Linked DNA regions of Homo sapiens: regions 1, 2 and 3 are each linked to region 4. Evidence: chromatin loops called from intact Hi-C (ENCODE). Cell type or tissue: dorsolateral prefrontal cortex. All regions are shown on one strand. Region 1 has its middle 30 kb from the start of SLC52A3. Region 2 overlaps SRXN1 (sulfiredoxin 1). Region 3 overlaps RBCK1 (RANBP2-type and C3HC4-type zinc finger containing 1). Region 4 overlaps NRSN2 (neurensin 2).

Evidence for each region. Peaks named below come from ENCODE experiments on the same cell type or tissue, not always from the same donor. Only the 100,000 strongest peaks of a DNase experiment are listed, where the experiment ranks them.
Region 1: a loop joins it to region 4, with 4 times the contacts of the local background. A loop is called at or near these places in 49 of 110 quality-filtered maps.
Region 2: it touches region 4 in a loop (4-fold over the local background); 59 of 110 quality-filtered maps call a loop at or near these places.
Region 3: a loop joins it to region 4, with 7 times the contacts of the local background. A loop is called at or near these places in 46 of 110 quality-filtered maps.

Annotation. Positions count from the first base shown.
Region 1 is chr20:734,892-742,891 of GRCh38, forward strand. No RefSeq gene overlaps it. Among named protein-coding and RNA genes, the nearest start is that of SLC52A3, 30 kb to the right of the region's middle. In dorsolateral prefrontal cortex, CTCF peaks have their summits at 4,323 (motif pointing left) and 4,524; DNase peaks (open chromatin) are centred at 4,300 and 5,072; H3K27ac peaks cover 1,688 bases.
Region 2 is chr20:641,106-649,105 of GRCh38, forward strand. It overlaps SRXN1 (sulfiredoxin 1), which reads right to left. Exons shown (of 2, transcript NM_080725.3): 2 at 5,510-7,812. The coding sequence ends at 7,609. Among named protein-coding and RNA genes, the nearest start is that of SRXN1, 8.1 kb to the right of the region's middle. In dorsolateral prefrontal cortex, a CTCF peak has its summit at 4,585 (motif pointing left); DNase peaks (open chromatin) are centred at 1,545 and 4,566; H3K4me3 peaks cover 741 bases; H3K27ac peaks cover 2,936 bases.
Region 3 is chr20:427,430-435,429 of GRCh38, forward strand. RBCK1 (RANBP2-type and C3HC4-type zinc finger containing 1) reads left to right here. Exons shown (of 12, transcript NM_031229.4): 9 at 1-63; 10 at 1,062-1,160; 11 at 1,522-1,665; 12 at 2,921-4,710. The coding sequence ends at 3,001. Among named protein-coding and RNA genes, the nearest start is that of RBCK1, 23 kb to the left of the region's middle. RefSeq lists enhancers at 2,541-3,041, 3,042-3,542. In dorsolateral prefrontal cortex, CTCF peaks have their summits at 4,196 (motif pointing left) and 4,396; a DNase peak (open chromatin) is centred at 4,212; H3K27ac peaks cover 1,264 bases.
Region 4 is chr20:351,439-359,438 of GRCh38, forward strand. It overlaps NRSN2 (neurensin 2), which reads left to right. Exons shown (of 5, transcript NM_001323682.2): 5 at 1,772-3,424. The coding sequence ends at 2,197. Among named protein-coding and RNA genes, the nearest start is that of NRSN2, 8.3 kb to the left of the region's middle. RefSeq lists a silencer at 4,807-5,101. In dorsolateral prefrontal cortex, CTCF peaks have their summits at 3,210 (motif pointing right) and 3,415; a DNase peak (open chromatin) is centred at 3,203.

The sequences.
Region 1 (8,000 bases), 380 kb after region 4:
TGAATAAAGGTCATCTAGAGTTAGTGACTCTAGGCCGGGCAGGGTGGCTCATACCTATAATCCCAGCATTTTGGGACGCCAAGGTGGGTGGATCACTTGAGGCCAGGAGTTTGAGACCAGCCTAGCCAACATGACAAAAACCCATCTCTACTAAAAATACAAAAATGAGCCAGGTGTGGTGATGCACGCCTATAATCCCAGCTACTCCGGAGGCTGAGGCAGGAGAATTGCTTGAACCCAGGAGCTGGAAGTTGCAGTGATCCGAGATCACATGACTGCACTCCAGCCTGGGCAACAGCAAGGCTCCGTCTCAAAAAAATAAAAAAAATAAAAAAATTAGTGATTCTAATCCTTGAACTGTGTAAATGTTACCTTATTTGGATAAAGGATCTTTGCAGATGTAATTAAGAGGCAGAGGTTGGAGTGATGTGGCCCAAAGCAAAGAACACCAGGAGGCTCCCAGAACCAGAAGGGGCAAGGAATGGATTCTGCTCTAGAGCCTCCAGAGGTAGAGTGGCTCTGCCAACACCTTGATTTCAAATGCCTGGCTTCAGAACTGAAAGAGAATACACTTCTGTTGTTTTAAGCCTCTCAGTGTGTGGTACTTTTTTACAGTAGTCTTTACAAACAAATATACCTAGCAACCACCATGCCTTGTTTTCTATCTGTATAAGTTTTGCCTTTGCAAGGATGTTACATAGACAGAATCCTGCAGTATGAAGCTTTTGTGAGTTTGGCTTCTTTCACTCAGCATAACACAGTTGAGATGCATCCATGCTGTTGCATGCATCAGAAGTCTGTTCCTTTTGGATGCTGAGTAGTATTTCACTGCTGGATACACCACAGCTTATCCATTCACCAGTTGAAAGGCATTTGGGTCACTCCTAATTGGGAGCATTATAAATAATGCTGCTATGAACATGTGTGTATAGATCTCTGTGTGGACATACACTGTCATTTCTCCAGAGTAGATACCCTGGAGTAGAATTACTGGGTCATATTGTAAGTGTATTTATAATTTTATCAGAAATTATTACCCGGGCATGGTGGCATGCACCTATAGTGCCAGCTACTTGGGAGGCTGAGGCAGGAGAATCCCTTGAACCCAGTAGGTGGAGGTTGTAGTGAGCCGAGATCATGCCACTGCACTCCAGCCTGGGCAACAGAGTAAGACTCTGTCTAAAAAAACCCAAAAAACCAAAGAACAAAACTACAAAGAATCTGATGTGGCTCATGCCTGTAATCCCAGCACTTTGGGAGGCCGAGGTTGGAGGATTGCTGGAGCTCAGGAGTCTGAGACCAGCCTGGGCAACATGGCAAAACCCGATCTCCACTAAAAGTACAAAAATTAGTTGGGCGTGATGGTGAGTGCCTGTAGTCCCAGGTACTTGGGAGGCTGGGGTAGGAGGATCACTTGAGGGTGGGAGGCGGAGGTTGCAGTGAGGTGAGATTGTGCCAATGCACTCTAGCCTGGGTGACAAAGTGAGACCCTGCCTAAAAAAAACCCCAAAAAACAGAAAGAAACTGACAAACTGTTTTCCAGTGTAGCTATACCATTTTGCATTCTCTCCAGCACTTAGTATTGTCAGGTTTTTAAAAATTTAGATATTTTAGGCCAGGCGCTGTGGCTTATGCCTGTAATCCCAGCACTTTGGGAGGCAGAGGTGGGCGGATCACTTGAGGTCAGGAGTTCGAGACGAGCTTGACCAACAGGGAGAACCAGATACTTGGGAGGTTGAGGCAGGAGAATTGCTTGAACCTGGGAGGCAGAGGTTGCAGTGAGCTGAGATCACACCATTGCACTCCAGCCCTCCAGCCTGGGCATCAAGAGTGAAACTCTGTCTCAAAAAAAAAAAAAAATTAGATATTTTAATAGGTATGTAACAATCATAGGGTTATTGTGAGAATGAAATGAACATATCTGAGAATACTGCCTAGCACATGGCTCCTGGCTTGGAAGGGTAAGCTCCTCTTATTGCAATCACTATGGGGTTATGTCCTGTCCAGGACAAAACCAGAGGTGAAAACTCAAAAAAAAACTCAGGTGGGCCAGGAGGAGGCTGTGGGGACCAGTGAGCTCATGTCCCATCTTGAAGGTCAAGGTCCCGGGAAGCAGCTCCTGAGATGGAAATCTGCATGTGGGTGGTTTTCCAGGTAGTGCTCTTAGGATCTTGGAGGAGCCAGGGAAGCAGGCTCGGGCAGTTGCAATAGAGGCCTTGACCAGTCCCATCAGGAGCTGGGCCAGCCCTTAGGACATGTCACAGCCTGAGACAGGGAGGTCATGCCTCTGTACTCTGCAAGATCAGACTTTGGAGTGGTTGCCCACAGGAGAGATGTTATTAATATCTTGGGTGAAGCAGCCCTTTTAAGCTGGTGCCTTGATCCGGGTGATGGCTTTGAGGTGGAAAACAAGCCTGAGTGGTTTCAGCTTTCAACTTTTCAAGAGAAGCTATGTATCTAGATTTTGATGTTAACTCTCCAAACTTTTTTAAAATGCTGGAAATTCTAGACTTTTCAAACCTGCTGTGAGGGGCTCACATGCCAGGCACAAGGGCTGGAGGGGGCCTGAGGCTGCCTGTCGATGCCCCTTGATATAAAACCAGGCTGGGTGCAGTGCCTTATGCCTGTAATCCCAGCACTTCGGGAGGCCGAGGTGGGTGGATCACTTGAGGTCAGGAGTTCGAGACCAGCATGGCCAAAGTGGTAAAACCCCGTCTCTACTAAAAAATACAAAATAATAATAATAATAATAATAATAATAATAATAATTAGCTGGGTGTGGTGGCTCACCCCTGTAATCCCAGCTACTCGGGAGGCTGAAGCAGGAGAATTGCTTGAACCCGGGAGGCGGAGGTTGCAGTGAGCCGAGATCGCGCCATTGCACTCCAGCCTGGGCAACAAGAGCAAAACTCTGTCTCAAAAACAAAACAAAACAAAAACAAAAACAAAAAAGGAAAACCAAACAAAAAAACCCCCAAAACCTGCTGTGTCATCTGACATCACGCTAGTGTCTGGTTGCCGCACTGGAGAGGACACCCCATGGGGCAGGAATCTTTGGGTTTTGATCTCCACCACATCCCCAGCATGTAGGGCAGGGTCCAGGCCTGGATGCAGCACGAGAGAAGGAACGCAGGGCCCGAATGAGTAATTTGCCTCAGTGTGCAGGTCATTTAATTGCAAAGAGAGGAAAAACGACAACCAAAAACAACCAAATGAAAAAATGAGCAAAGGATTTGAATAGACATTTCTCCAAAGATGTACAAGTGGCCAATAAACAGAGGAAAAGATGCTCAGCGTCAGTAATCATTAGGGAGATGCAAATCAGAATTGCAAGCACGAGATACCGCTTCACACCTATTAGGATGCCTATTAAAAAACAAAAACAAAAAACAAAACAAAACAAAAAAATCAGGCAGAGTGCTGTGACTCACACCTGTAATCCCAGCACTTTGAGAGGCTGAGGTGGGCGGATCACCTGAGGCAGGGAGTTCGAGACTAGCCTGACCAACATGGAGAAATCCCGTCTCTACTAAAAGTACAAAATTAGCCGGGCGTGGTGGCGCCTGCCTGTAATCCCAGCTACTCGGGAGGCTGAGGCAGGAGAATCGCTTGAACCCAGGAGGTGGAGGTTGCAGTGAGCCGAGACCACGCCATTGCACTCCAGCCTGAGCAACAAGAGCGAAACTCCGTCTCAAAAAAAAAAAAAAAAAAAAAAAAATCGCAGATCTGACTGTGTGACCTTGGGCAAGTTGCTTGACCTCTCAGTGCCTCCATTTCCTCCTCTGTAACGTGAGAGTAAAAATACTACTCATACCTACCTCGTAGGGCTGTCATGAGGACTGAATAAGTGCATAGGTACAGACATGCTTAGGACAGTATCAGCACATGCAGGAATTACATGGGAGTTGGCTGTTAATATTATTACAGGAGTGGATCAAATCCATCTCTGCCATGGACTTGCTGTGTGACCTAGTGCAGGTCACTTTGCCTCTCTTGGTCCAGTTTTCTCACTTGTAAAATGGGACCATACTGCCACTCTCCATAGGGCAAGTGTGCGGATTCGAGGAGCTCATATGTGAAAGGCCTCCTTCAGGCGCAAGGTTGGTCCTTGGTTATGCACGTATGTGAGCCTCTTGGCGTGCCTTCATATGTGGGGCATAGGCAAGCACTCAAGTGGCCTGGACTCCTATCTCGGCTCTCAATGTCCCCGCTTCCTGGCCTGGGATCAGCAGGACCTCAGTGGATCCACCATCCAGGCACATCCCTTTCTTTCCCTGCTTTTTTCCTGCTTCTTGGGCGGCACCACCACCTACTGGCCTAAAGCTACATTGCAGCCAATGTGCACAGCGGGGCGGAGGGAAGGGAATATGGCCTTGGGCAGCTGCTGTGCGCAGAATATTTACCTCTGTACACGCTTAGGGTGCTGAGGCTTAGGGAGCTCACACGGAGAGAGCCAGCTGTGAAGCTGGGGTTAGAATCCCTGTCTCCCTTTCACCTCACTCCAAACACCCTCTTAGAATGGGAACTCAGTTCAGGTTCTGCCTTGGGCCCTAGACGATCCACCCCTCCCTTCTGAGCAGGGAGCCAGGAGCTGAAGTCCAGGGTCCTTGGAAGTATGTCAGGGTTGTCCCCCCAGGGTCCTGATTACAGAAGAAAGAACACTGGACTCAGAGTCCAGAGGTTGGGGGTCTAGCTTTGCCTTCCCTATCCCCAACTATCAGCAAAACAGCCTTTGGAAAATCCTCACCCATTTATTCTAGCACTTGTCATTTCGAAATATATTTACTGTGGGAGAGCATTTAATGTGAGTGTTAGGTTCTAACGCAAGGAGAAAATTATAAAAATAAACAAAAACTTTTAAAGAACTCCTAAAAATCCTTTAAGTCACTCATAAAGTATAATATGGGCAGTTTTCTAAATATAGTCCTTTGCAGCAATAAATGCACGGACCATAAAGAACAGCAGTATATGGTGGTGATTGCATGCATTTGCGAACTGTAATTTTAGGTTCTGTTCTCTCTCAGGGGTGTGTGGGATTCCGAGCTGTGGATCCACACCCCCACATCTCTCTCACAGCTGGGATCATGTCCAGGCAGAATCGCCCACATTGTGTACATCATTCTCCCTTCTCTCTCTCTTTCTGAGCGCACATAGCTGCATTTCCGAAGTTACATAATAAAAACAGCTAACATTTATTGAGCTTTCATTATGTATTAGGCCTGCTCGCAGCCCTTTGCTCACGCATTAATTCATTAATTCAGATAATCCTCCTAAGAATGTTATGAGGTAGGTATATTATTATCTCTTCTCTTTACAGATGAGGAAACTGAGGCACTGAATGGTTAAGTAACTAGCCCAAGGTCAAATAGTGTACCACCCAGCCCGAAGGCGTTCACCTTGTTCCCGGGTAGGATCGCAGAACTGGTTAAGCTAGGTTACCGATCCGGGTGGTGTCAGCTGATCCCTCAGCTGCTGTAGTGCAAGATCTGCAAAATATCTCAAGCACTGATCTTAGGTTTTGCAATAGTGACACTGTCCCCAGGAACAACTTGGGGAGGTTCAGACCCTTGCTGTCAGAGGCTGCACAGCCCCTAAACCTTGATTTCTAATCTTGTAGCTAATTTGTTAGTCTTACAAAGGCAGACTGGTCCCCGGGCAAGAAGTGGATCTTTTCAGGAAAGGGCTATTGTCATAATTTCCTCAGTTACAATTTTTGCAAAGGTGGTTTCAATAGCCAGTGAGTGGTACAGCCTGAATTTGAAGGCAGGAAGTCCGGGACGAGAACCCACACTCTTGACTGGCATACTTGCCACCTGAATGGAGGCTCCATAGAGCCACGCGTGCATGCTTGTGTACCTGTTGTCAGCCCGCAAGCTCCGTTAGGCAGGCTAGAACCTGATCCAGGTTAACTTTGCATCCTTAGTGCTGGTTCTTTCCATCCAGGGCCCCACTCAGGGTATATGCTCAGTGACTGTTGTACAAATGCATAAAGCTCAGTTTGCATAAAGCTCACTTCAGCTTCTGTATCTGTAAGACAAGAATCAGAGCCAGGCACAGTGGTTCATGCCTATAATCACAGAACTTTGGGAGGCTGAGGCGGGCGGATCACGAGGTCAGGAGTTCCAGGCCAGCCTGTCCAATATGGTGAAACCCCGTCTGTAGTAAAAATACAAAAATTAGCCAGGTGTGGTGGCACGCATCTGTAATCCCAGATACTCGGGAGGCTGAGGCAGAAGAATCACTTGAACCTGGGAGGCAGAGTTTGCAGTGAGCCGAGATCATGCCACTGCACTCCAGCCTGGGCGACAGAGCGAGACTCCATCTCAAAAAAAAAAAAAAAAAAAGAATCGAAATCAGCTCTTCAGATTGCTGGAGGCTCCGACAAGCCCATTGGTGGGAAAATTCTCTTTAAAGACACTGATGTGGGCTGGGCACAATGACTCATCCTGTAATCCCAACACTTTGGGAGGCCAAGGTGGATGGATCACTAGAGGTCAGGAGTTTGAGACCAGCCTAGCCAACATGGTGCAACCTTGTCTCTACTAAAAATACAAAAAATTAGCCAGGTGTGGTGACATGAACCCATAATCCCAGCTACTCGGGAGGCTGAGATGGGAGAATCGCTTGAACCCAGGAGGCGGAGGTTGCAGTGAGCCAAGATTGCACATCTGCACTCCAGCCTGGGCGACAGAGCAAGACTCCATCTGAAAACAAACAAACAAACAAAACACTGATATAGTTTGGATTTGTTTCCCCTCCCAAATCTCAGGTGGGGTTGTAATCCCCAGTGTTGGAAAAGGGGCCTGGTGGGAGGTGATTGGATCTTGGGGGCAAACATCCCCCTTGCTGTTCTTGTGATAGTGAATGGATTCTTACGAGATCTGCTTGTTTAAAAGTGTGTGGCACCTCCTCCTACCCCGCTCCAGCCATGTAGAACGTGCCTGCCTCCCCTTCGCCTTCTGCCATGATTGTAAGTTTCCTGAGGCCTCCCCAGTCATGCTTCCTGTACAGCCTGCAGAACCGTGAGCCAATTAAACTTCTTTTTTTAAATGAATTACCCAGTCTCAGTTCATTATACCAATGTGAGAACAAACGAATACAGACACTAAATTCTCCTTTGCCCACCTCCTGCTTGGTCCCTTCTTGAATTTTCAAGCTGCTCAACCAAGTGGCCTGCACCAGCTTGGGAGAGCTAATCGTGTGTATCTGTACCCAACTCTACATTCAGTAACATCATGTTTGTAGCTCGAAATCAGCAATGGTGAGTATTTACACTATGGCAATTGGCAAATGCTTCAAACAGGAGTTTTCCCCTCTAGAGATGTTAAACGTTTGCCAGGAGGAAATCAATCCTCTAATGGCCACCTTCAAGGAGGCAACACAGTGGAGTGATCATGCTTGTTGGCTCTGGAGCCAGAACACCTGGGTTCAAAGTCCAGCTCTATCACTTACCAGCTGTGTGACCTTGTTCAGTTACTTAACCTCTCTGAGCCTCATTAGTCTCATTCATGATTACGTATTTCATTGGGGACTCAATGCCATCTTCCATATAAGTGCTCTCTCAATTAATGTTATATATTAATATTATCAATCAGCTTAAGAGGTGGGGAAACTTTCTTGTTTTCCATCCTAGGAAAGGGAGTGCTGAGGACAGGACTTGCAGTGTCAAAAAGGAACCTCAAAAACGGCAATGTGTAACTGCAGGTCTGGGCCATTTTTGAGGGTCTCTTGAGCATTGGCAGACCAGATCTTTATGCCAACACAGGTTGTGCGTGTGGGGGTTAGAGGAGGAGAGGCCTTCTCAGTTCTTTGCAGGAAAGGCTACTGTTAGCTCTAGAGCCCAGAACAGATTTAGGGGGAGAGATGATCTAACCAAACTTTCCCTCTGCCCTCGGCTTGCCAGTCTTCTCGCTAGTGAACACTCCCAGTGTGAGGTAGAGGGTTCCCTGTTCCACCTCCTTCCTCCCTCTGTAGAGGAGGTATGCATTGGGGCAGGTGTG
Region 2 (8,000 bases), 290 kb after region 4:
TCCTCCCTCCTAAGGTTACCTTGAGGATTAAATGAGCTAAATAAAGCCTTTAAACACAGAGCTGTGTCTGGCACATAGGAGGTGCTCAATAAATGTTGGGTACTCTTGTTGTTCTGACAGGTGAACTAACTTTCCAAGGTCTCACAGTTAGTAAGTAACACAAACAAATTCAAACCCAGATCTGTCTGAATCTAAAGTGATTCCCAGAGGGGGGGCAGTGGCTCACACCAGCACTTTGGGAGGTCGAGGCAGGAGGATCACTTGTGCCCAGGGGTTCGGGACTAGCCTGGGCAACGTGACAAGACATTGTTTGTCTCCGCAAAAAACTTACAAAATTAGCCAGGCATGGTGGTACGTGCCTGTGGTCCCAGTTACTTGGGAGGCTGAGGCTGGAGGATGGTTTGAGCCTGGGAGTTGGAGACTGCAATGAGCTGTGATCACACCACTGCACTCCATCCTGGGTCAGAGAGCTAGACCTGGTTTCGAAAAAAAGTCAAATAAATAAAGAAAGTGACTCCTGTGCACAACCACAAAATAATAACAATAACAGCGACGACAACAGCAACAACACCTCCGAGCAGTAACAGCATTTTCCACTGCAGACGGCGGCGCTGAGGGTACAGGGATAAGATCATCCGGTGACAGGGATCATCATCCCTGCCTGGCATAGAAACCCGGACATCGGACCCTGCCCTCCCGCTGCTTCCGCAGGGACAGGGGGCAGCCAGCAGAGCCTCCCTCTGGGGGTGCCCCCCAATCTGGTTGCCTGGGACGGGGGCCCAGCGGGGGTGGAGTTGCCTGGGGGGGGGGCCCAGCGGGGGTGGAGTTGCCTGGGGGGGGAGGCCCAGCGGGGGTGGAGTTGCCTGGGGGGGGGAGGCCCAGCGGGGGTGGAGTTGCCTGGGGGGGGGTGCCCAGCGGGGGTGGAGTTGCCTGGGGGGGGCCCAGCGGGGGTGGAGTTGCCTGTGGGGGGAGGCCCAGCGGGGGTGGAGTTGCCTGGGGGGGGCCCAGCGGGGGTGGGGTTGCCTGGGGGGGGAGGCCCAGCGGGGGTGGAGTTGCCTGGGGGGGGGAGGCCCAGCGGGGGTGGAGTTGCCTGGGGGGGGGTGCCCAGCGGGGGTGGAGTTGCCTGGGGGGGGCCCAGCGGGGGTGGAGTTGCCTGTGGTGGGGGGCCAGCGGGGGTGAAGTTGCCTGGGGGGGGCCAGCGGGGGTGGAGTTGCCTGGGGGGGGGCCAGCGGGGGTGGAGTTGCCTGTGGGGGGGGGCCAGCGGGGGTGGAGTTGCCTGGGGGGGGCCAGCGGGGGTGGAGTTGCCTGGGGGGGGCCAGCGGGGGTGGAGCACCCTGGACGGCCCCGCGGAGCCCCCTGCGGGAGGCGAGGGCGGCCCTCGGGCTCTGGAAGGGGCCGCGCGGCCTGGAAGACATTACACGGCTGTCGGGCGGGGGGCGGCGCTCGCAGTTCCGGAGGGGGGTCCCGGCGGCGGACGCGCGGGGTGAGGGGACCGCCCGGCCACAGAGCGCGCTTTGTTCTGCGCCGCCCCCGGGAGCTGGAACCAATGGATTGGCGGCAGCTGAGGTCATCTGTCAGGCGGAGCCGGGGGGTCAGGCCCGGGGAAGGGGCCGCGAGGGAGGGCGGCGCGCGTGGGCCGGCGGGGTGCGGGTGGACGAGCCGGGGGCCCTGCGGCAGGTGGCTACGCTGCTTCGGTCCTCAGTTTACCCGTCTGTCCAACAGGAAAGATCATTTCTGCCCTGTCCACCTCTGGGGGCTAATGTGAGAGTTAAAGTAGGGGAGCTACAGTGATGATGATGATGACGACGGAGGATGACAGCCTTCCCCTAATCGCAGTCTCTACTTCGGGTACCATAGAAGTGCTAAGTCAGGGGCTGGACGCAAATGTGCTTTGTAGCCTATAGTGCGTGCCTGTGTGGGAAGCGGGATGGATGTTTCACCCCACCCTCTTTCAGCCCAGGGAAGTCAGTGGCTCCCCCTGATTGCCTGCCTTGACCCTGGGTGCCAGGCTTGGTCTGCCTTCTCCAGGGGTGATAGGTGCAGCTGCCCAAGCCTGAGCCCAGGAACCCATTGCAGCCTGTCCTTGGAGCCTTCTGGTCCAGGGTAGGGCGGGACTGGAGTGACCCAGATAGGTGGGGTTTTTTTTTCTGACTGGGGGTAGGTCAGGGTCTCAAGGCTCTCCTTTGCCTCCTACAAAAGGACAGCCCTTTCTTTCATCAATTCACTCATTCATTCATTCACACTGCCACCTGCCTGTGCCTCACAGTTCCCATCCATGAGATAATGAGGCTTCTAAACATTTGATACAGGGTCCCCCAGGGAAGGAGATCATCAAATACAGGGAGGCCCAGAAACGGCCCAAAATGCGTGTGTGTGTATTTTTGGGGAAAGGACTCATGGCTTTCTTGTGTTCTCAACCACGTTCATGATCCCAAACAAGGCTAAGAAGTACTGGTTGGAGTGCAGGGAAGGCAAATAGGCTCCCAAACTCCACCGGAGAGGGTGGCACTTGGAACAACCACTTTGGAGAGCAATTTGCCAGGGTCTTAGAAGATGGAAATGGGCGTATGCATCAGCCAGGCAGCTCCACTCCTGGGTATACAGTTGAAAGAGCAGGGTGATGGCGGGGGCCGTTCGCAGCCGCAAATAACTGTAAGCCCCCATGCTTCCATGAACATGATCACGACTAACAAACGGCTACATTCACAGCCTGGAACACCACGCAGCGGTGAAAAAGAATGAGATAGACTCAGCTGGAATTTATTCATTTGACAGATATTGATTAACACTACTATCTTTTAGGCACTGTTCTTAGCACTGAACCTACAGTGATAAACAAGACAGATTGAGTCCTGCCTTAAGAACGTACATTTGGCCAGGCACGGTGGCTCACACCTGTAATCCCAGCACTTTGGGAGGCCAATATGGGAGGACTGCTTGAGGCCGGGAGTTGAAAATCAGCCTGATAAACATTGTGAGACCTCATCTCTACAAAAGAAAAATAAAAAATTAGCTGGGTGTGGTGACACACACCTGTAATCCCAGCTACTCAGGAGGCTAAGTGGGAGGATTGCTTGAACCCAGAAGTTGGAGGCTGCAGTGAGCCACGATGGTGCCACTGCATACTCCAGCCTGGGTGGTAGAGCAAGATCCTGTCTTAAAAAAAAAAACAAAAAAAGCAGACACAGAAGAAAATTTGGGAGAGTGTGACAAATGCCATGAAGAAAATAAAACTGGATAAAGGGACGGAATGATGGGGGAGGGGGCTGTTTTAGACGCTATGGTTGGGAAGGCCCCTGAAGAAGTGACATTTGGGCACAGACCAGAATGAGGGAGACTGGGAGACAGGCACGCACGAATGGGATGGACGGCTGGGGCACAGTGCCAAGGGAGAAAAGCAATCCACAAAACAGCGCAAAAAAAGAAAACATTTTTTACTTAAACGCACATTCATTACTATTAAATTAGATAAGAGTCTGGGAGGCTCTATGCCAAATTCATAAAGGTAACTGTCCCAAGAGGGCAAAGGAATAATCAGGACTAGGTTTTGTGGTGGGCTTCCGCTTGCCTCTAATACTTTAAATTTCTAATATTTAATTATTTAACATTTTAATATTTTAATGTTTAAACGGTAAATATGGCTGAATGCAGTGGCTCATGCCTGTAATATCATACTTTGGGAGGCCAAGGCGGGAGGATCACTTGAGGCCAGGAGTTGGAGACCAACCACCCCAGGCAACAGAGCAAGACCTGGTCTCTATAAAACGTTAAAAACAAAATTAGCTGGGTGTGGTGGTGCCTGTAGTCCTAGCTACTCGGGAGGCTGAGGCAGGAGGATGGCTTGAGCCCAGGAGTTTGAGGTTGCAGTGAGCTATAATCAGAACATTGCGTGCCAGCTTTGGTAACAGAGCAAAACCCCATCACAAACAAACGAACAAACACATTTTAAAAAGTAAATATACTTATATAAAACTTGTGAAATGGCTGGGCATGGTGGCTCACACCTGTAATCCCAGTGCCTCGGGAGGCCGAGGCGGACAGATCACCTGAGGCCAAGAGTTCAAGGTCAGCCTGGCCAACATGGTGAAACCCCATTTCTACTAAAACAACAACAACAAAAAGCCTTGTGAAATGAAAACAAAAAAAAAAAAAAAAAGGAAATTTAAATCTACCACGGTCAAGTGGGTGGGTTCCAGGGCGGTGAAGGCACATACTGCCTTTCACTGGAGCCAAGTTCCTGGGGGCAGAGGTTTTTTTGGGGAGGGACACTGTAGGTCATGGTAGCCCAGCCAGTAGGAGCCCAGAAGCTTCTTGGAGGAGGTACCACCTTTGCTGAGCCTGAGATTCTCTGGCCCAGCACCCCCAGTATAGACAGGAATGGGTAGACATGTGCGCAAGGTTACAGAACAAGAGCTGATAAATAGAACCTGAACTCCAGACTCATCCCGGCTGAACCCGGGTTAACTATCCCGCCTCTTTCAGCCCTGCGCGTGCATCCAGCCCCTTCCCACAGCTGTAGCTCTTGCAGGCCAGAGGGACGGCCCTGCCGCGGGGGCCGGAGAGCAGCGCCACCTGCTGCTGTAAGAGGGAAACGCAACTTCCGGCTACCAGCAGGTTACACCCTTTAAAACCCAGCTCCTCTTCCTTAAATGATCAAGCAGTACCCCTCTACTCCGAATCTGTTCTGCACCTCCTTCGCAGTGCCTGGCAGGGCCCTTAGCGCTGTCTGGTTGGGTCTTCTCTGCAAGAAGGAAAAGTTGTTTCAGGAGGGGGCGACCATCTTCACTCTCATTCCAGCCCAGCGGGCACAGGAGGAGTTTACTCACAGAAGACAGGGGCACCTCACCTTCGCTACAAACCTTAGGGGTACACAATCCATTTGACAGCCTGGAAGAAGTCCCCAGGGAAGGGACAGAACCGCCCAAGGTCACACAGTTAATGAGTAGACAAGCTGGGGGGAATGAGTAGACTCATTCCACTGGGGATGGAAGTGGGGAAGTCACCGTATTTGAAAATAACTGACGCAGTTATTAGCAGCTCTTAGCATGTGGTCCCTGAACAGCAGCATCAGCAACATCTGGGAACTTGTTAGAAAAGCAAATTATCAGGCCCTGCCCCAACTCGCCTCAATCAGAAACTCTGGGGGGCCGGGGGCAGTGGCCATGTCTGTAATCCCAGCACTTTGGGAAGCTGAGGCGGGAGAATCGCTTGTGCCCAGGAGTTTAGGACCAGCCCAGAGAACACAGCAAAACCCTGTCTCTACAAAAAAATGAGAAGGGCGCACCTGTAGTCCCAGCTACTCAGGAGGTTGACGTGGGAGGATCACTTAAGCCCCGGGAGGTCAAGGCTGCAGTGAGTCATGATCGTGCCACTGCACTCCAGCCTGGGTGACAGGGCATGACCCTGTCTCAAAAAAAAAAGAAAGTGGGGGTGGGGCCCAGCAATCTGGTATTTAGCAAACAAGCTTGAGACCCTGAACCATTGGTCTAAAGGAATTGCACACCCCCCCTTTTTTTTTTTAAATTAAATAAACTTTTATTTTGGAATGATACTAGATTTACAGAGAAGTTGCAGAGATAGTACAAAGAGTTCCTGTATACCCTTCACCCAGCCTACCCCAAGGTCAACATCTTACATCACCATGGTACATCTGTCAAAACCAAGAGACTGAAATTGGTATATTAACTAAAATTCAGACTTTTTTCAGATTTCCAATTTTCCCACTAATGTCCTGTTTTTGTTCCAAGACCCAATCCAGGATGCCACATTGCACTGAAGACACTCTCCCTTTTCAATTCTATTACTGGTCACCTCAGTCAACTTTCCCGGGGAAAGAGAATGCATGGGAAAAGCTCTTGTCCTTATTATTGAACTGGAGAAACTGAGGCTTAAAAGTGCCGAGTGACCAAGTTCCCTTAGAGGGCAGTGAGAACAAGGCCTGCCTTACTCTGTTCCCTTTCCCCAGGGACTCTTGGTTTTCAGAAGCCCCTCTGGAATGTCCTACCTGGCCTAACCCCATACCAGCAGTGCAGACAAGGAGGCACTCCTACTACAGTGGGTCCAGCCCATGGAGAGACTCACTTCCTGCCCCAACACCTCTTCCCCTAGACCCTGAGGGCCAGGACAATGTCTTAGTGCCTTCCAACTTGGCAGAGTGAGGCCCCATGAGACAGAGAGAAAGGGGGAAGAGGGAAATACCTTTATCCAAATAAATACCCATCCAAAATTATTTGTGATAGGTGAAAAATGGCCACAAGCTCTTTGTGGTTCCCCTCATCAAGACATGTAGTCTGTTTCTCATCCCTTGAATCTGGGTAAAGCCTTGTGATTTGCTCTGACCAAAAGAACTTAGCAGAAGTGACACTGTCCTAGTCCCAGTTCCAGGCCAAGAACTCAAGAAGTCTTTCAGCTTCTACTCTCACTCTCTTTGGAATCCTGAAGCCATCATGTGAATAAGCCTGAGCTAGCCTGCTGGAGAGGCCACATGGAGGAGAACCAAGCAATTCCAGCCAACAGCCTGTCACCTGCCAGGCAAGTGAGTAAGGCTATCCTAGACCATCCAGGCCCAGCTGAGGTAACAGCTGACCTTAGCTCCATGAGGGATCCCAGGTGTGAGCAGCAGAACTGCCCTGTTGAGCCCAGCCCAAATTGCCAACCCATAGGATTGTGGGAAAATACAGGGTTTGTTTCTAGCTGCCAAGTTTGGGGATGGTTTGTTACACAGCAAAAGCTAACTGGTACACAATTCTGCATTTCTCTCTTGGTAATGGGATCCCAGTTTTATTGCAGGAGGCAGTGTGCCAGTCTCAGTAGATGGAACACGATTGGTCTATTCAGCCATGACAATTCTGTTCCCTGCTGTCTTAGCTTTGTTTGCAGCTAGAGGTGCAATGGTAGCTGGCTCGGGCCAAGGGCATCTAAGTGAAGATATGCAGAGGGAGAGAGCAGGAAACAGACTTCTGACGAGGTTTTACTTTCTGATAGAAGGTGACGGGTCCAGCTAGTTTGGCCCTTCCTCTTCCTCCACCCCTCCTTCCTTGAACGCAGACATGATTCTTGGGGATACAGCAGCCATCTTGGGACCATGAAGTAACGAGCACTGAGATTAAGGCAAAAGGATCCAAGACGTGACCCCTACCTTCGTGGAGTTGTTGAACCAATACCATTAGCCACCCATCTCCAGAATCCATGCTATGTGGAAAAACAATCTTCTGTTTGTTTAAACCACTGCAATCAAGGTTTTCCTTTCCTTGCAGCTGAATGTAGTCCATATAAGAGGTTACATAGACAAAAATGCAGAGGGATCCTTGTCCTTGGGAATTTGGAGCCGGCAGCACGTGGCTCTTCAAGCCCATCTCTGTTCTCCTTCTCGGTAATGCTTCAAGGGTAAGGCCATGATCCTATTGTCACAGAGGTGGGAACTGGGGCTCCCACACTGTACAGTGAGTCCAAGGCCTTGTAGCTGGTGAGAGGGGTGCCCAGAGTCAGACCCTCTCGCCAGGTGCAAAGAGAATGCACCCCTGCTATCCCTTCTGCATGGCCCAGCCTGCTGGAGGCCAGGTGTGTCTTCTGGGCTCTTGAAGGTGGCAGCAGGTGCCAAGGAGGCTGCTACTGCAAGTCTGGTGTGGATGCTCCCAGGTACACCCTTAGGTCTGAGAGAGTGGACTGGACAAGCTTGGCGGGGATGGTCTCTCGCTGCAGTTGCTGGTAGGCCGCGTAGCGGTGGCAGCCCCCAAAGGAGTAGAAGTAGTCACCTCCCTGGGCCCCTTTGATCCAGAGGACATCGATGGGGGGCACGCTGTCTGGGTCCTCCTGGGGAGAAGAGGCACAGAGTCAATGGACATGGTACAAGGCTTGAGAGTTTGTAAAGCAGACTTTGTCCACTTGTGCTGAGCTCCTTATAAGGTGATCACACTGGACTACTGTGAGAGACAACTGTTAATTATCAGGAATTTTGTGAGCTGTTCGACATCACCTTGTAGCTTGAAAATCAGCCATGG
Region 3 (8,000 bases), 76 kb after region 4:
GAGGATGATGTCAATGAGTTCACCTGCCCTGTGTGTTTCCACGTCAACTGCCTGCTCTGCAAGGTGGGGCCTGCAGGGACTCCCCCCACCTAGTCACTGTCATCTTGCCTGGAGCTCACCACACTGCAGTGCGTGTTCTCCTGGGAAGGGAGCTGTGACACTGGCCTGCTGGTCATGACTTAGAGCTACATGTCAGTGGGAGAGTGTGGCTTGAGCCTGAACTGAGCCCTGGCCCCACAGACGGAGTCCCAGCCCCAGCCCCAGATGGAGCCTCAAACCTAGGCAGCCCTGGTTCACAATGGAGCCCCGACCCTGGGCCAGTCTGACCCCAGTCACAGACTGAATCCCAGTCCCACATTGAGCCCTGATCCCATCCAAGTCCATAGACTTGGCCTCTGACCAAACCTGACCCTGCACTTGTCACTTAAGGTGGTCCCATATTCAGCTCAGACCCTGAACCGAGCTCTGACCCTGGCTTCTGACTGAATCTGTGACAGACTAAGGCCTGACCCTGGCCCTATACCACGTCTCCACCCGTGTCCTCAACTGAGTGCTGACCCCAAACCTAGACAGCCCTACCTGATCCTTCCCCCAGGCCTGTCCCCGCCGCTTCATCTCAAAAGTTGAAGGTGAGGAGCCGGTAAACAGGTCTGGAGCCTGGTCTCAGACTCAGCCTGAGCAAGCTCAGTCTGGGGTCATTGGGCCTGTAACCCCGGGCAGGCCCTTGTTAGGGATGCAGGGTCTCACCCTAGGGGTATAAGGGATTTCTGTGCCCATCAGAACTTAAATAAGCTGGGTGTGGCAGCACATGTCAGTGGTCCCAGCTACTCAGGAGGCTGAGGTATATTTTGCTGTTAGCATATGTGATGACCTTGACTTCACCTCCCTGGCGCCAATATCCTCTTCTGTAAAATGGCTTATGCATTACAAAGTGAGGTCCTGCCAGTGACTACACCTAGAGGCATTAAGTGCCTTTGTGGACTCCTGCCCTGCACCTCACCTCTCCCAGCTTCTTAACCCCCTGAGGAACCTTCTTACCTTGAGTCCCTCACCCGCTACAGGCCATCCATGAGCAGATGAACTGCAAGGAGTATCAGGAGGACCTGGCCCTGCGGGCTCAGAACGATGTGGCTGCCCGGCAGACGACAGAGATGCTGAAGGTGAGGCTGGGACAGGGCCGAGGCCTAGGGATTTTAAGTTCTGGGATCCAGGTGGGGGCTGGGGGCTTCCCAGTAAGGGCTGTGCTCACACATCCCTGGAGGCTCTGACCTCCCTTCTGGCTGTCACTCCCATCCGGAGGTGGGACTTAGGCCGAATGGTCATGTCAGGAAGAGCGTCTGGGTGGAGGGTGGAGACCACAGGAATGAAGAGGGGGTTGCTGGATGGAGCCTGGCCTGGCAGAGCCACACAGGAGAGACTCCACAGCTCTAGAGGGTCACCACCTTCTCCCTGCCATGGGGAGGGGCCAGGCTGGGTGACTGCCCCAGCCCCGCCCCAGGGCCAGCACCTGCCCCACTCCAGGTGATGCTGCAGCAGGGCGAGGCCATGCGCTGCCCCCAGTGCCAGATCGTGGTACAGAAGAAGGACGGCTGCGACTGGATCCGCTGCACCGTCTGCCACACCGAGATCTGCTGGGTCACCAAGGGCCCACGCTGGGGCCCTGGGGTGAGTCTTTGCTCGTGGTGGTGTGGAGAGGGTGCCCTTGTGGGCTTTGCCTTAGAGGAGGGCTGGGAAAACTACAGCCCATGGGCCATATCCAACCCAGCACCTGAATTTGTACAGCTCCCGAGGTAAGAATTTTTTTTTTTTTTTTTGAAACGGAGTTTCACTCTTGTTGCCCAGGCTGGAGTGCAATAGCACAATCTCAGCTCACTGCAACCTCTGCCTTCCGGGTTCAAGCAATTCTCCTGCCTCAGCCTCCCAAGTAGCTGGGATTACAGGCATGCGCCACCACGCCCGGCTAGTTTTGTATTTTTAGGAGAGACGGGGTTTCTCCATGTTGGTCAGACTGGTCTCAAATTCCCGACCGCAGGTGATCCACCTGCCTCGGCCTCCCAAAGTGCTAGGATTACAGGCGTGAGCCACCGGGCCGCAAGAATGTTCTTTACATCTTTAAATGGTTGAAAAAATACCAGAAGATGACTATTTTGTGACGTGAAAATTACATGAAATCCACGTTTCAGTGTCCGTAGGTAAAGTGCTTTGGAGCACAGCCGTGTTCATTCATTCACATGTTGGCTGTGGTTGCTTTTACACTACAGAGGCAGAGGCCGTATGGCTGCCCGGCCCAAAATGACTGGCCCTTTGCAGAAAAGGTTTGCCCACTCCTGCCCTAGAGGACAGCAAGTAAAGGTTCGATCTGGAGTCAGAGGTGGATTGGCCCCTGGCTCTGGCACATACTGACTGTGTGATTAGGCTGCCTGCCACTCACCTCTGTCAGCCCCATTTCCTCTGTGAAATGGAGATGATAGCTGGGCTTATCTCAGGCTTGTTGTCAGAATCAAGTGGAAAAATTGCAAGAGAAGTGCTTAGAGAGCCTGTCACTTGGTGAGCACCCTTGCAGATGGTAGCTGTCGTTATTAGGGGTGTGCTCTGGAATTGGGGGCCTGTTGCTACGTTCAGGTAGACTTTCAGACAGGTGGAGGCAGAGGAAACTGCCCTCTCGCATGCTGACATGTCTAGAATATGCAGAGTGGTCAGATCCTCTCCCTGGCCTGTTCCCGGATCTAGGCGTGGGTAGACTGAGTGCTGTGGGAGCCCAGAAAAGGCCTCAGTGACTCTCCATCAGGTAGCTGAGGCTGACCAGGCCATTCTTGCAGGAGGACCTGCAGAGGCAAAGGCCCGGGGTGGGAGAGCGCTCGGCTGTGGGGGCAGTCTCTGCACTGCGCTGACATTCTCTTCTCTTCCTCCCATCCTCTAGGGCCCAGGAGACACCAGCGGGGGCTGCCGCTGCAGGGTAAATGGGATTCCTTGCCACCCAAGCTGTCAGAACTGCCACTGAGCTAAAGATGGTGGGGCCACATGCTGACCCAGCCCCACATCCACATTCTGTTAGAATGTAGCTCAGGGAGCTTCGTGGACGGCCTTGCTTGCTGTAGCGTTGTAGGGGCCCTGCCTGCACTGCGGTTGTCCACGGTCACATCTGCCCCAGTGCCTTTGTCCTTCCCTTGGGGCTTGCCGGCCAGACTTCTCTCCCCTGCGGCTCCCACCTCTGCCTGACCCCAGCCTTAAACATAGCCCCTGGCCAGAGGCCTTGCTGGGTGGAGCCTCTGTGTGACTCCATACTCCTCCCACCACAACACTCATCTGTCAAACACCAAGCACTCTCAGCCTCCCCGCCTTCAGCTGTCAGCTTTCTGGGGCTAACTTCTCTGCCTTTGTGGTTGGAGGCCTGAGGCCTCTTGGAACTCTTGCTAACCTGTTCAGAGCCAGGAAGGAGACTGCACAGTTTTGAAAGCACAGCCCGTCAGGTCCGGCTCTGCGTCTCCCTCTCTGCAGCCTGTGTAAGCTATTATAATTAAAATGGTTTTCCGGGAAGGGATGAGTGTGATGTCCTTGAGAGGAAATGAATGTCCTGGCCTGGGACTCTACACACAGGCAGGATCCTGAGGTCTCTGGGAACTGCATCAGAAAGTTGACTTGTCAGTCCATCTGTGGTAGAATGAGGCTGTGACTGAGCACTGGGACCTTTCTACCAGATGTGGACCCCATGCCCAGCCTCAGGGGCAAGGATGCTCTTGGGTCACCGTCAGCCAGGACAGGTGGAGTGTGCAGTGTGTCAAGTCTGCAGAGAAGGATGGGCTTAGGGGCGGGAGGGGAAGTCTTGCCACTCCTGCTCCCTTTTGACCTCTCAGCAGGCATCTAGGGTTGGCAGGTAGATAGTTCAAGAAGGAACGAAGCTGCTGCAGTTGAGGGGTGGGGTTGTCCATCCTATTTTCTCGTCTCAAGCAAGATGGCACAGTATCGATTCAGCAGTATTTACTAGAACCCACTCTGTGCTGGTCGGAGGTTACTAAGACAGGGTCCTGGGATGTTCATTCTCTAAGTCTTTCCTCCGCTCTGTGACCCACCCTCCTTCCCCTTTTGAGATCTGGTATTTGATGCCCAACACATTGTCCACGCTGTGACGTGACCATCATCATAGCAGGCAGAGGGCGCCTCTGCTGCTGAAGGCCTGTGATTTTGTGGGGAAGGGCCTGTTCTAGCAACTGGAAAGGCACTGCCACCTGCCGTTGGATGCCAGGACTCAAGAGCTGGCCCCAGTCACTGTGCGCAGAGCTGTCTGAGAATGTGTGAGTGGACTGGGTCCTTCGGCACTGCCTGCATTGGCTCAGGGCAGTCAACCGTCGCAGAGGATGAGGGGCACACTCAGGCAGCCTCCCCGGCCCTGGAGGCAGAAAGGCCCAGGCAGAACCACTGACTGGGAGGAAACAGAAAAAGCAGAGGAGAGCCAGGCTGCAGGCGTGTGGATGGGACCAGCTCAGGCAGACGCTGTCTCATACCCACTCTCCCCTCTCTTGCCAGGGCCTGGCCTGGTGTCTCTCAGGAGCCTGGGCATGAGACAAAAGCAGAGATTGTTCTCTTGTGGTACCACAGGCTGTAACCAGTCCACCCAGTGTTGTTTTAGAAATTTAAATCGGTTGCCCATCTTTTTAAATTGGCAACATCGTTTACCACATTAAAATCTAGATGCCCTGCTTCTCTTGAAAATGTCAAAGCTTGGTAATGCCAGGTCCTCACTTCTACCTGGGGGGAATGGAGTCACAGAGATGTCAAATCTCTTCATGGGGTGTACACCCTCCAGTTTGCCACAGTCCTCACCACCCCAGGACTCACGCCGAGGCCTTTCCAGTGCCCTTGCACCATCCTTTTTCTCGTAAGAGGAAGATGAAGTGGGGCTCTACGCGCGGCGTATCACAGGTGAGGGCGAGACCAGCAGAGAGGGCTGTGCTGGCTGTGGCTTTGCTCGGCCTGCCCCATCCATGCTGCAGTGGTGCGGAGGAGCAGGGAGCTGTGTAGGGCCAACCCCGGTTCCTGCCTCAGCTCCACCCGCCTTGCACCTGCAAGTGAAAGGTCTTAAGACGAGCAGGCCCAGGGCACCCTCTACTGCAGGGTCAGGTGGAGGTGCCTCCACCTCCCAAGGCTCACCCATGCCAGGGGCCCAGAACTTGAGAGGCCAGCACCAACTCTCCAGGGCCGAACGAAAACCAAACCCCAGGGCTTTGGACTCAAACCATCGAGAGGAAGCAGCAAGAGGTCCCAAAGGTACTTGAGTGACACAATGATCATCATTCTCTCCTCAGGGGCAGGACAGGGGCAGGGGAAGGTGAGTGGAAGCCCATTGCTCAGATAAAGAGCAGCTGCCACGGAGGGTAGCCCGTCGGCCTATGCCGGCGCTCACTGGTGTCTTCCTCTAGTGCTTGGGGCTGGCATGGAATCTGCTCAAATGCAGGCAGCTGAAGGTGAGCCCGCAGCCTGGTGATCCCAAGTGCCAACCATGAGGAAGTCTGGAGAAAAGACCAGGGAGCAGGGGCCCTCGTGAGGAGCAGGAATTGGCAGCAGGGGCCACCAGCAGAACACCAGAGGGGACAGTGGCAGGGGGAGGAAGATACAGCCAGGCTGGGTCTCAGCCCCAGCTGAGGGTCTCACCTCTTAGCTGGTGAAGGCTCCGGCCTGTTCCTGCTTTCGGTCACCACTTCATCCCTGGGTGATCGTGGGCCCGGTGCAGGGCTGGCTACAAGTGTTTGTTGATTGGTAACTGCTCATGAAAATGGCAACAGCACTAGCACAGCTTCACAAATAGAAACACATTTCACCAACACCCTTGCAGGAAGCCCTCCAGGAGGGCCAAGACCATCCCTGCTTTACTGTTATGGACGTGAGCCTCCGAGAGGCAGTGACTTAGATGCTCACCCAGCCAGGAAGGAAGGAACACACTCGACCCTCAGTCTAAGACCCCATCAGGCCACTAATAATTCTCCCTCCAAACCCAGCTCAGGTCAAGGCCTATCTTCACCCCCAAATCATCCCTAAGGCAGCCTCAACTCTCCACAGCACTACAGCCATCCTGCCCGGCCCCAGTGCTCCACAGACCCTAAACCCGAGCCCTCCCGGGCTTTGTTGGCCCCAAACCACCTACACTTGTTACGTGTTATTTTTACACTGGCGTTTCCCCTCAGCCTTGCATACTGTGTGGTGTTGTCTGACACCACTTTTCCAGCTCTCTGACACCAACTGGGGCTAGTGTCAGGTTCCACAGATTAAAGGGCTCAGTCCCACACTTCCGATGGAGTCACAGATGGGGTGCCCAGGCTACCCACACTTCCTGGGCTACCCACACTTCCTGGGCTACCCACACTTCCTGGCCAACTACACATTCAGGGGTTCCCATGACTCCACCCCCTCAGGTTCAATAATTTGCCTGAGTGACTCAGAACTGAAGATCACCCTGCCCTGACGCTTCCTGGTGTGGTGTCCTCAAGGATGCAGTGTGGGCAGGAACAGCCACGCTTGAGATGAACAGGGTTAGGGATGGGAGCGACTGGCAGCCACTGCAATCTCAAGTTTTGGGGTTTTTTTTGTTTTTTTTTTGAGACGGAGTTTTGCTCTGTTGCCCAGGCTGGAGTGCAGGGGTGCAGTCTTGGCTCACTGCAACCTCCGCCTCCCAAGTTCAAGTAATTCTCCTGCCTCAGCCTCCCGAGTAGCTGGGATTACAGGCACCCGCCATCATGCCCGGCTAATTTTTGTATTTTAGTAGAGACGGGGTTTCACCATGTTGGCCAGGCTGGTCTCGAACTCCTGACCTCAGGTGATCCACCTGCCTCGGCCTCCCAAAGTGCTGGAATTATAGGCGTGAGCCACCGCGCCCAGCCCTGAATCTCAAGTTTGTAAAGTGCTCCACCTCTGTCACTCCAACTCCCAGGAGTCACTGCTTGGGATTGAAAGTTTCCGCCCTCGAATCACCTGGTCTTTCTGGTGCAGGAGCAACCCCGAGGCAATCTAGGGGCCCTGCTCTAACGAATTCATTAGCATGAACTCAAATGGGCTGGAAAGGGGTTATGAATAACAAAAGACACTCACCACTCACGAAATTCCAAGGGTTGTAGGAGACCCGTGTTAGGAACCCAGGAGAAAGACCAAATATTTCTTAGTATCCCACACATACCCTTCCTTTAGTTCTCCAATTATCATAATTCTATTCATCCTTCACATTCCACCCTCACCTTCTATGAAAGTGCCCTGAATTTGCTGCAGGATAGATTGCTCCTGGAGTGCAGCTCTGGTGTGAGCTTTCAGAGGCAGCGCAGTGCCCTGGGCAGCCTGCGTAATCCACGACTGTCAGATCAAAGGGCAGTGTGACCCTGGCCCACAGTGGCAGGAGCTGAGTGCCACTGGCTTGGCCCCGGGAACCTGCGCATCTCCCCTCTGAGCCAAGGAAACAAACAACACAGACAACAGTGTCTCCCCGATGGCCCCATCCCCAGGGTGGAGGCCCTGCACCGGGCACTGCTCTGCGCGCGCGCTCCCCAGCAGCCAGCAGTGTCTGGAGGATACTGGAAAGCTTGGCAAGAGTAGGCTGAGCAGCTCCTCTGTGGACAGAAAGGGCATGTGGAGAAGCGGCACATCAAGCTCTGGTTAGGATCCAAAACCAAATGCCAGCTCCTAGGATCCCCAGACCAGGGTGTGAAACACACCAAGAGCACCCCAGACCCGCACCAGTTGTGTCGACTGTGACAGTACCCAGAGTGGAAAAAACATGAACTCAAACTGTGTTTTCCTCCACTGCTCTCTCAATACCAACAGACATCTGTGGCCAAATGTGTTGGGGATTTCTCCCCTGACACCAAGCAAGCAAGCAATTCTGCAGCCTACATCAGCTGGGTATCCTCCAATTCAATTCAGTGCTCACCCTACCTATAGTATCTGGAAATGGAATCCACAGGTTCAAGGCTCTGTCCCACAAGACCGCCGCCTCTGCCACAACATTGGACTGACCACCC
Region 4 (8,000 bases):
CAGGAGGATCGTTTGAGCCCAGGAGGTTGAAGCTGCAGTGAGCCATGATTGTGCCACTGCACTCCAGCCTGGGCAACAGAGTGAGACTCTGTCAAGAAAAGAAAAGAGAGAAGAAAGGAAGAGAGAAAGCAAAATAGTAAGATATTAAAAACATGTTACCATTTACCTTAGCACCAAAGAAGAGAGAAATACTTAGGTGTAAATCTAACAAAATATCTGTAATATGAGAAGAACTACAAAACTCAAAAGATATCAAATAACTAAATAAATGGAGAAATAGTTCATATTCGTGGATTGGAATAGTCAAGATGTTAGTTCTTCCCAACCTGATCTTTGATTCAATGCAATGCCAATCAAAACCCCAGCACGTTATTTTGTGGACGTCAAAATGTCACCTCCTCAGGGAGGAGATCCCTGGACTGAGTCGGGTCCCTTGCTTTACTCTGGGCAAACTCTGTGCCCATTCATTCTTCAATACACTTACCACTTTGCACACTTGTAGTTTATATGGAGAGGTAAAAGATTCAGAAATTTAAAAATCATTTATAAGAAACAATGCTTTTAATTCCCAGAAGTCCTGACAAGCATTGTGTTGGCTCTCATTGGGTCACTTGCCAGCCTTGAACTAATTACTATGGTTAAGAGATGGACTATGCTGACTGGCAGGAAGTGAGGTTCATCTCACTTAAATCTTACTGTGGTTTCTCAATGGTAGACTGGAGTACCTTGCCAGGGCAGAGAAAAAATGTGAAGAATTGATGTCTTTAACAGCCAAGGAGACTAGTCGGCCAGGGTGCACCAATGGGTCAAGGTGTAGAGGTGGCAATGAGCTGAGTGCCTGCTATGGGCATAGCTCTTTGCTAAATATTCTCGGGAGACTGAGGCAGAGGGTCCCTTCTTTTGCTTTCAAAGGACTTCACTCTAGTGAGGAGGTAAGGTGCCAACCTCTGCAGAGAGGCCAACTTACATAACTTCAGGTCAGGTCTGTAGGGAACACCAGGAGAGGAAATGATCAAGGAAGACTTCCAAGGAAAGGTTAGTGTGTATTTAAAATTTTTAAGCATCTTCTTATTGCGAGGCACTGTGCTAGGCTCTTGGGAACACAGAATTTAAGACATGAGGTCCCTGTCTTCGAGGAACTCTTTTAGCTGTGGTTTATTTAATCATTCAGCAAACATTTATTCAGCCTTTGCTCTGTGCCGGCACGTGCTAGGCACAGAAGACTCCTAGTGAGCCAAAACAGGCACAGTCTGCTCTCATGGAGCTCTCAGTACTGCGGGAGAGGCAGACGTCACTTACATAGCAACCAAAATACATGTCCAAGTGTGCACAATGGTAAGTGTATTGAAGAATGAATGGGCACAGTTTGCCCAGAGTAAAGCAAGAGACCTGACTCAGTCCAGGGGTCTTCTCCCTGAGGAGGTGAGGTTTGAGATGAGATCTGATGGTGCATAGGAGTTAACCCAACAGAGACAGGAAGGTAGAAAGGATAAAGAGATGAGTTGGGATGGAGGGAAACACAGGGTTGGCCGGAGAAACCCACTGCTAGGTGGGAGCTGGGAAGGAAATTAAGAGGCCTCAGGATTCCAAATAAAACATGACAGTTTATGCCTCCTGTCAGTTAGACCCCAGCAAGTGTGTTCTGTGATTCCCATCTCCTGAGGATGGATCAAGGGGTTACCCTTAAGTCTGGTGAGGATCCAAGGTGATCCCTTGGCCAGGGGCCCCTGGCTGACCCTGACTGCTTCCTGGTCTGTCTGCTTCTCCCTAGATCAGCCTGTCCTCGGGGACCCTGCTTCTGCTGCTGGGTGTGGCGGCTCTGACCACTGGCTATGCAGTGCCCCCCAAGCTGGAGGGCATCGGTGAGGGTGAGTTCCTGGTGTTGGATCAGCGGGCAGCCGACTACAACCAGGCCCTGGGCACCTGTCGCCTGGCAGGCACAGCGCTCTGTGTGGCAGCTGGAGTTCTGCTCGCCATCTGCCTCTTCTGGGCCATGATAGGCTGGCTGAGCCAGGACACCAAGGCAGAGCCCTTGGACCCCGAAGCCGACAGCCACGTGGAGGTCTTCGGGGATGAGCCAGAGCAGCAGTTGTCACCCATTTTCCGCAATGCCAGTGGCCAGTCATGGTTCTCGCCACCCGCCAGCCCCTTTGGGCAATCTTCTGTGCAGACTATCCAGCCCAAGAGGGACTCCTGAGCTGCCCACATGGCCTAAGATGTGGGTCCTGGATCCTTCCCCCCTTCTCACCATAACCCCCTCTCAGTGTTTCCCCAACTTCTCCCTTTTAGCAGGGTCCCTTTAGAGCCCAACTCCAGGTCAAATCTGGAGCTCAAATCCCAGTGCTCCCTCCCCAGGAGTGGGGCCCCAACTCTTCCAAGATACCAGCATTCCTCAAGTCCTCCCAAAACTTCCTACCCACACCCTCTTCCCAAGGCCCTCAGGGGCAGAAAACATCTCCTTCAACCCGTCCCCACTCCTTCCTCTGCATGACCTTGGGCAAACCCTTGCCCTTTCAAGCCATCAGCTCCTGCCTCTCTGCCATGAGGGCTTTGGATCAGATTCCTCTTCTCGCCAGGATGAGGACACGCACTGCCCTCCATAGACACAGATGAAGGGGTGGGGGTCATTCAGCTCGAATGGGTCCCAGATGCTCACTTGGCCTTTCCCTGCAGGATGAGTGAAGACGTTTGCCTCTCACAGTGTGTCTTCTACCTGCATTTTGGCATCAGAGCCCCCCAGCCCACCCACCACAGGCAATTACTAGCCCTAGTTGATAGGTGAGGTGGGTGAAGAAGGCTGGAGGTGACATGTCCGAGGTCACACAACAAAGCAGCATGCAGGAACTAGAAACACATCTTCAGCCTCCTCCTGGGCCAGCTCTTGTGCTACAGGTGGGGCGGAGCCAGCCCCTCACCTTCCTGGTTCCCTGAGGGTCCTCAGGGTGGAGGACAGGTTTGGCCCAGAAAGACTAGCCAGAGGCCTGATGGTCCCAGGTGGCTCTGGATATACTTTGGATATGGATTTAAATGGTCTCTAAGAGCCGGGGGTAGGGGGCAGGAAAAGTGGGTTGTCTTTGCCCCTCAAAGTCCACCTACCTAGAAACCAAGCCCACGGTCTTGGCCGTGACCCTGATAATAAATGGGCTCTCTCAGAGGCGCCAGCCCCTCCCTCCCCAGCCGGAGGCGTCATCTCTCTTCTGTACCACTAGAGGGAGCTCTGATGCAGCTGGAGAGCAGCGCTCAAGGCTCTCGCCCCTCCCCTCCCTAACCCTTACCTTCAGTCTCCACCAGCCTGAAGGGCCTCCTAGGGGATCCTCAGGCGGCCCCCACCAGGGCACACCCTACTGTCCTTGTGCCTCACGCCCCCTCCTCATCCTGCACCCCTTCCATCCCACCTTCCCTTTCAATAAACAGCTGGGATGGATACTGACTTTGTTTCCTTTCTCCCTGGCCACTGGGGCGTGGGGAGGAGAAAGACACAGACTCAGGAGCACCTACTGTGTGCTGGGCACGACCCATTATTTCTCATTCGCTCCTCAGGATAACCTGTTGAGAAAGGAATTATTGTCTTCTTTTTTTTTTTTTTAAGATGTTGTCTCGCTCTGTCGCCCAGGCTGGAATGCAGTGGGGCGATCTTGGCTCACTGCAACCTCTGCCTCCTGGGTTCAACCAATTCTCCTGCCTCAGCCTCCCAAGTAGCTGATATTACAGGTGCACGCCACCACGCCTGGCTAATTTTTGTATTTATAGTGGAGACGGGGTTTTACCATGTTGGCCAGGCTGGTCTTGAACTCCTGACCTCAAATGATCCGCCTGCCTCGGCCTCCCAAAGTGCTGGGATTACCGGGTGAGCCACCTTACCCAGACTTATTGTCTTCATTTTACAGATGCGGTAACTGATGATCAGAGAGGTGAGTGATTTATTTTTTATTTTTATTTTTAATTCTTTTTTATTTTTTTCGAGACGGAGTCTGGCTCTGTCACCCAGGCTGGAGTGCAGTGGCACGAGCTCAGCTCACTGCAAGCTCCGCCTCCCGGGTTCATGCCAGTCTCCTGCCTCAGCCTCCCAAGTAGCTGGGACTATGAGTAGCTGGGACTACAGGTGCCTGCCAACACACCCAGCTAATTTTTTGTATTTTTAGTAGAGACAGAGTTTCACCATGTTAGCCAGCATGGTCTCAAATCTCCTGACCTCGTGATCCGCCCGCCTCGGCCTCCCAAAGTGCTGGGATTACAGGCGTGAGCCACCGCGCCCGGCCTATTTTTAATTCTTTTTATTTCAGTAGCCTTTGGGGTCAAAGTGGGTTTTGGTTACATGAATTAGTTCTATAGTGATTCTGAGATTTTAGTACACCTATCACCTGAGCAGTGTATACTGTACCCAATACGCAGTTTTTTATCCCTCATCCCCTCCCAACCTCCCTGGACTCAGTCCCCAAAGTTCGTTATATCACTCTGTATGCCTATGCATCCTCATAGCTTAGCTTCCGCTTATATAAGTGAGAACCTACCGTATCTGGATTTCCGTTCCTGAGTTACTTCACTTAGGATAATGGCCTCCAGCTCCACCCAAGTCCTGCAGTGGATTTAAATGCTCAGCCTAGGGCCTGGAGGGGTGGCTGGGCCAGGCGAGGTGGCTCACGCCTGTAATCCCAGGACTTTGGGAGGCCGAGGTGGGTGGATCACCTGAGGTCAGGAGTTCAAGACCAGCCTGGCCAACATGGTAAAACCCCATAACTACTAAAAATACAAAAATTAGCTGAGCATGGTGGTGCATGCCTGTAATCCCAGCTACTCGGGAGACTGAGGCAGGAGAATTGCTTGAACCCGGGTGGTGGAGGTTGCAGTGAACCAAGTTCACACCATTGCACTCCAGCCTGGGCAACAGAGCAAGCCTCTGTCTCAAAAAAAAAAAAAAAAAGTGCTTAGCCTGATTGGCCTATTGCCTGAGTGTGGAGCTCCTGTCTTTGGGTGGGAAGGAGATTTCTCAGCCACCTTGAGAACACACTTCCTCTAGTTCTGAAAGGAATGTGAGGGCCAGGGTGTGGGAGAGGGGGCTGAAGCCAAAGGTAAGATCTTTTCCAGGCCTGGAAGAGTAATTAACCCCTTTTGGCACTCACCAGGGGCTGGGCCTTGTTCTTAGTGCCTTACAGAATTCGGGAATTCATTTAACCAGGACGACAACCTCTGAGGTGGCGGCTATTATTCTCAAACCTAGTTTTTCCTAAACTCCAGGCTTGCGTTCCCATCTGCATTCACCTGGATGTTGAATTTAAACTCAACTATCTCAAACTGTTCTCCTTGTTACCACCCCTCCCTGACCAAACCTGCCTCTACTATGCTGCCCACGTCTTAGAGAGTAGCGTCCCCATTCTTCTGGCTGCTCCAGCCAAAACCTCCTCTCTTTCCTCACACCCTGTATCCAATCCATCAGCAAGTCCTGTCAACTCAACCTTGGAAATATATCCTGTACCCAACTACACCTCGACATCCCCGTGGCTGATTCCATGGTCTGAACCACCAGCGACCAGCGCCTCGATCTGGATCATTGCACCAGCTTCCCCCGGTCTCCTGGCTTCTGAGTTTTGAACCCCACCCTACTCCACGCCTTGACTCCCCAAGTCTAATTACTACACAGTAGCCAGACAGATCTTGTTAGAACATAAACTAGGTCATGTTCCTCCTCCGCTCCAAACCTTCCCATGGCTCCCACCTAACTCAGAGTAGCCAAAACCCTCCCTGTGGCCTCCAAGGCCCTACACAATTTGCTGATTTCCACTCCCCCCGCACTTTCCTCTGTAACCCCAACTCCCACCACTCTCCAGGTTCCTGTGTCCTCTCCAGCCAGGATCCTGACTCAGGGCCTTTGCCTCACTGTTCCCTCTGCTGGGGTACTCCTCCCCAGTTGACGACATGGGCAGTTCCTTCAAGTCGTTGCTCAAACATCACCTTCTCAGCAAGGCCTTCCCTGAGCAGCCTATTAGAATTGCAACCAGGCCAGGCGCAGTGGCTCAAGCCAGTAATCCCAGCACTTTGGGAGGCCGAAGCAGGTGGATCTCCTAAGGTTGGGAGTTCGAGACCAGCCTGACCAACATGGAGAAACCCCGTCTCTACTAAAAATACAAAATCACCCAGGCATGGTGGCACATGCCTGTAATCCCAGCTACTCGGGAGGCTGAGGCAGGAGAATCACTTGAACCTGGGAGGCGGAGATTGTGGTGAGCTGAGATCGCACCATTGCACTCCAGCCTGGGCAACAAGAGCGAAACCCCATCTCAAAAACAGGAAAAACAAAAAACAAAAAAATGCAACCATGCCGGCCAGGTGGAGTGGCTCACACCTGTAATCCCAGCACTTTGGGAGGCCAACGTGGGCAGATCACCTGAGGTCAGGAGTTGGAGACCAGCCTGGGCAACATGGTGAAACCCTATCTCTACTGAAAATACAAAAATTACCCAGGCATGGTGGCACGTGTCTGTAATCCCAGCTACTTGAGAGGCTGAGGCATGACAATCACTTGAACTCGGGAGGTGGAGGTTGCAGTGAGCCAAGATCGCGCCATTGCATTCCAGCTTGGGCGACAGAGCGAAACTCCATCTCAAAAAAATAAAAGGAAGCTAACACAGAGTATAAATGGTGCAGGCAGTTTGACAATATCAAAATAGAAAATACACATGCCCTTTGATTTCTCCCTCTTATGCAGGTGGATCTATAGATTCAACTCTACATGTTGGAACACTATAGTATTATTTGTAATTAAAGCATTTGGAAACAACCTAAATGCTCATGGTAGGGGACTATTAATAAAATACGGTAAGGCTGAGTGCAGTGGCTCACGCCTGTCATCCCAGTACTTTGGGAGGCCAACGCAGGAGGATCACTTGAGGCCAGGAGTTCAAGACCAACCTGGGCAACATAGGGCAACATAGCAAGGCCCCATCTCTACAAAAAATTAAAAATTAGCTGGGCATGGTGGCACACGCCTGTAGTCTCAGCTATTAATATTTGGGAGGCTGAGGCAGGAGGATCACACCACTGCACTTTAGCCTGAATACTGAGTAACAAAGCAAAACCCTGTCTCTCTTAAAAAAAAAATTGGGGGGAAGGACAAGTCTTTTTTCTTTTCTTTTCTTTTCTTTTCTTTTTTTTTTTTTTTTTGAGATGGAATTTCACTCTTGTTGCCCAGGCTGGAGTGCAATGGTGTGATCTCGGCTCACGGCAACCTCCGCCTCCTGGGTTCAAGCAATTCTGCTTCAGCCTCCCGAGTGGCTGGGATTATAGTCATGCGCCACCACACCTGGCTAATTTTGTATTTTAGGTAGAGACGGGGTTTCTCCATGTTGGTCAGGCTGGTCTTGAACTCCCAACTCCTGGCCTCGGCCTCCCAAAGTGCTGGGATTAGAGGTGTGAGCCACCGTGCCCAGCCAGGACAAGTCTTCTTACAGAAGAATTCCAATTAGTAAATGTAGAAGGATTGAGAGAAATTGAAAAATCATCATTAGAACACCGGAATAATAATTGCTGCAGGCAACATCTACCAATGAACAATAAAATGAGTGGGTGAAACTTTAAGGAGAAACAAGGTTTTTTTTTTAGAAACGGGATCTTACTACATTGTCCAGGCTGGTCTGGAACTCCTAGGCTCAATGGGATCCTCCCACCTCATGCTCCCCAGTAGCTGCTACTACAGGCACATACCACCCCACCAGGCTTGAAACAAAATATTTGCATAGCCTCAAAGTATCTATCCCCAAATATGTATTAATTAGTATGGTGGTTTTAACATATGCATACATGTTCTTTGATGCTCTGCCATCTAGGAAATGGAGCTTAATTTTTCTCCTCTTGAGTGTGGGCTGGACTCAGCAACTTGCTTCTAACAAGTAGAATGTGGAAAGGCAAAAACAGTGACTTCACAGTGGAAAAATCTGGCAGACACCACCTTAACCAAATGAAGGCTGGCACCACCAGTCAAAAGTCTTGTTGATATCACAGCCTCT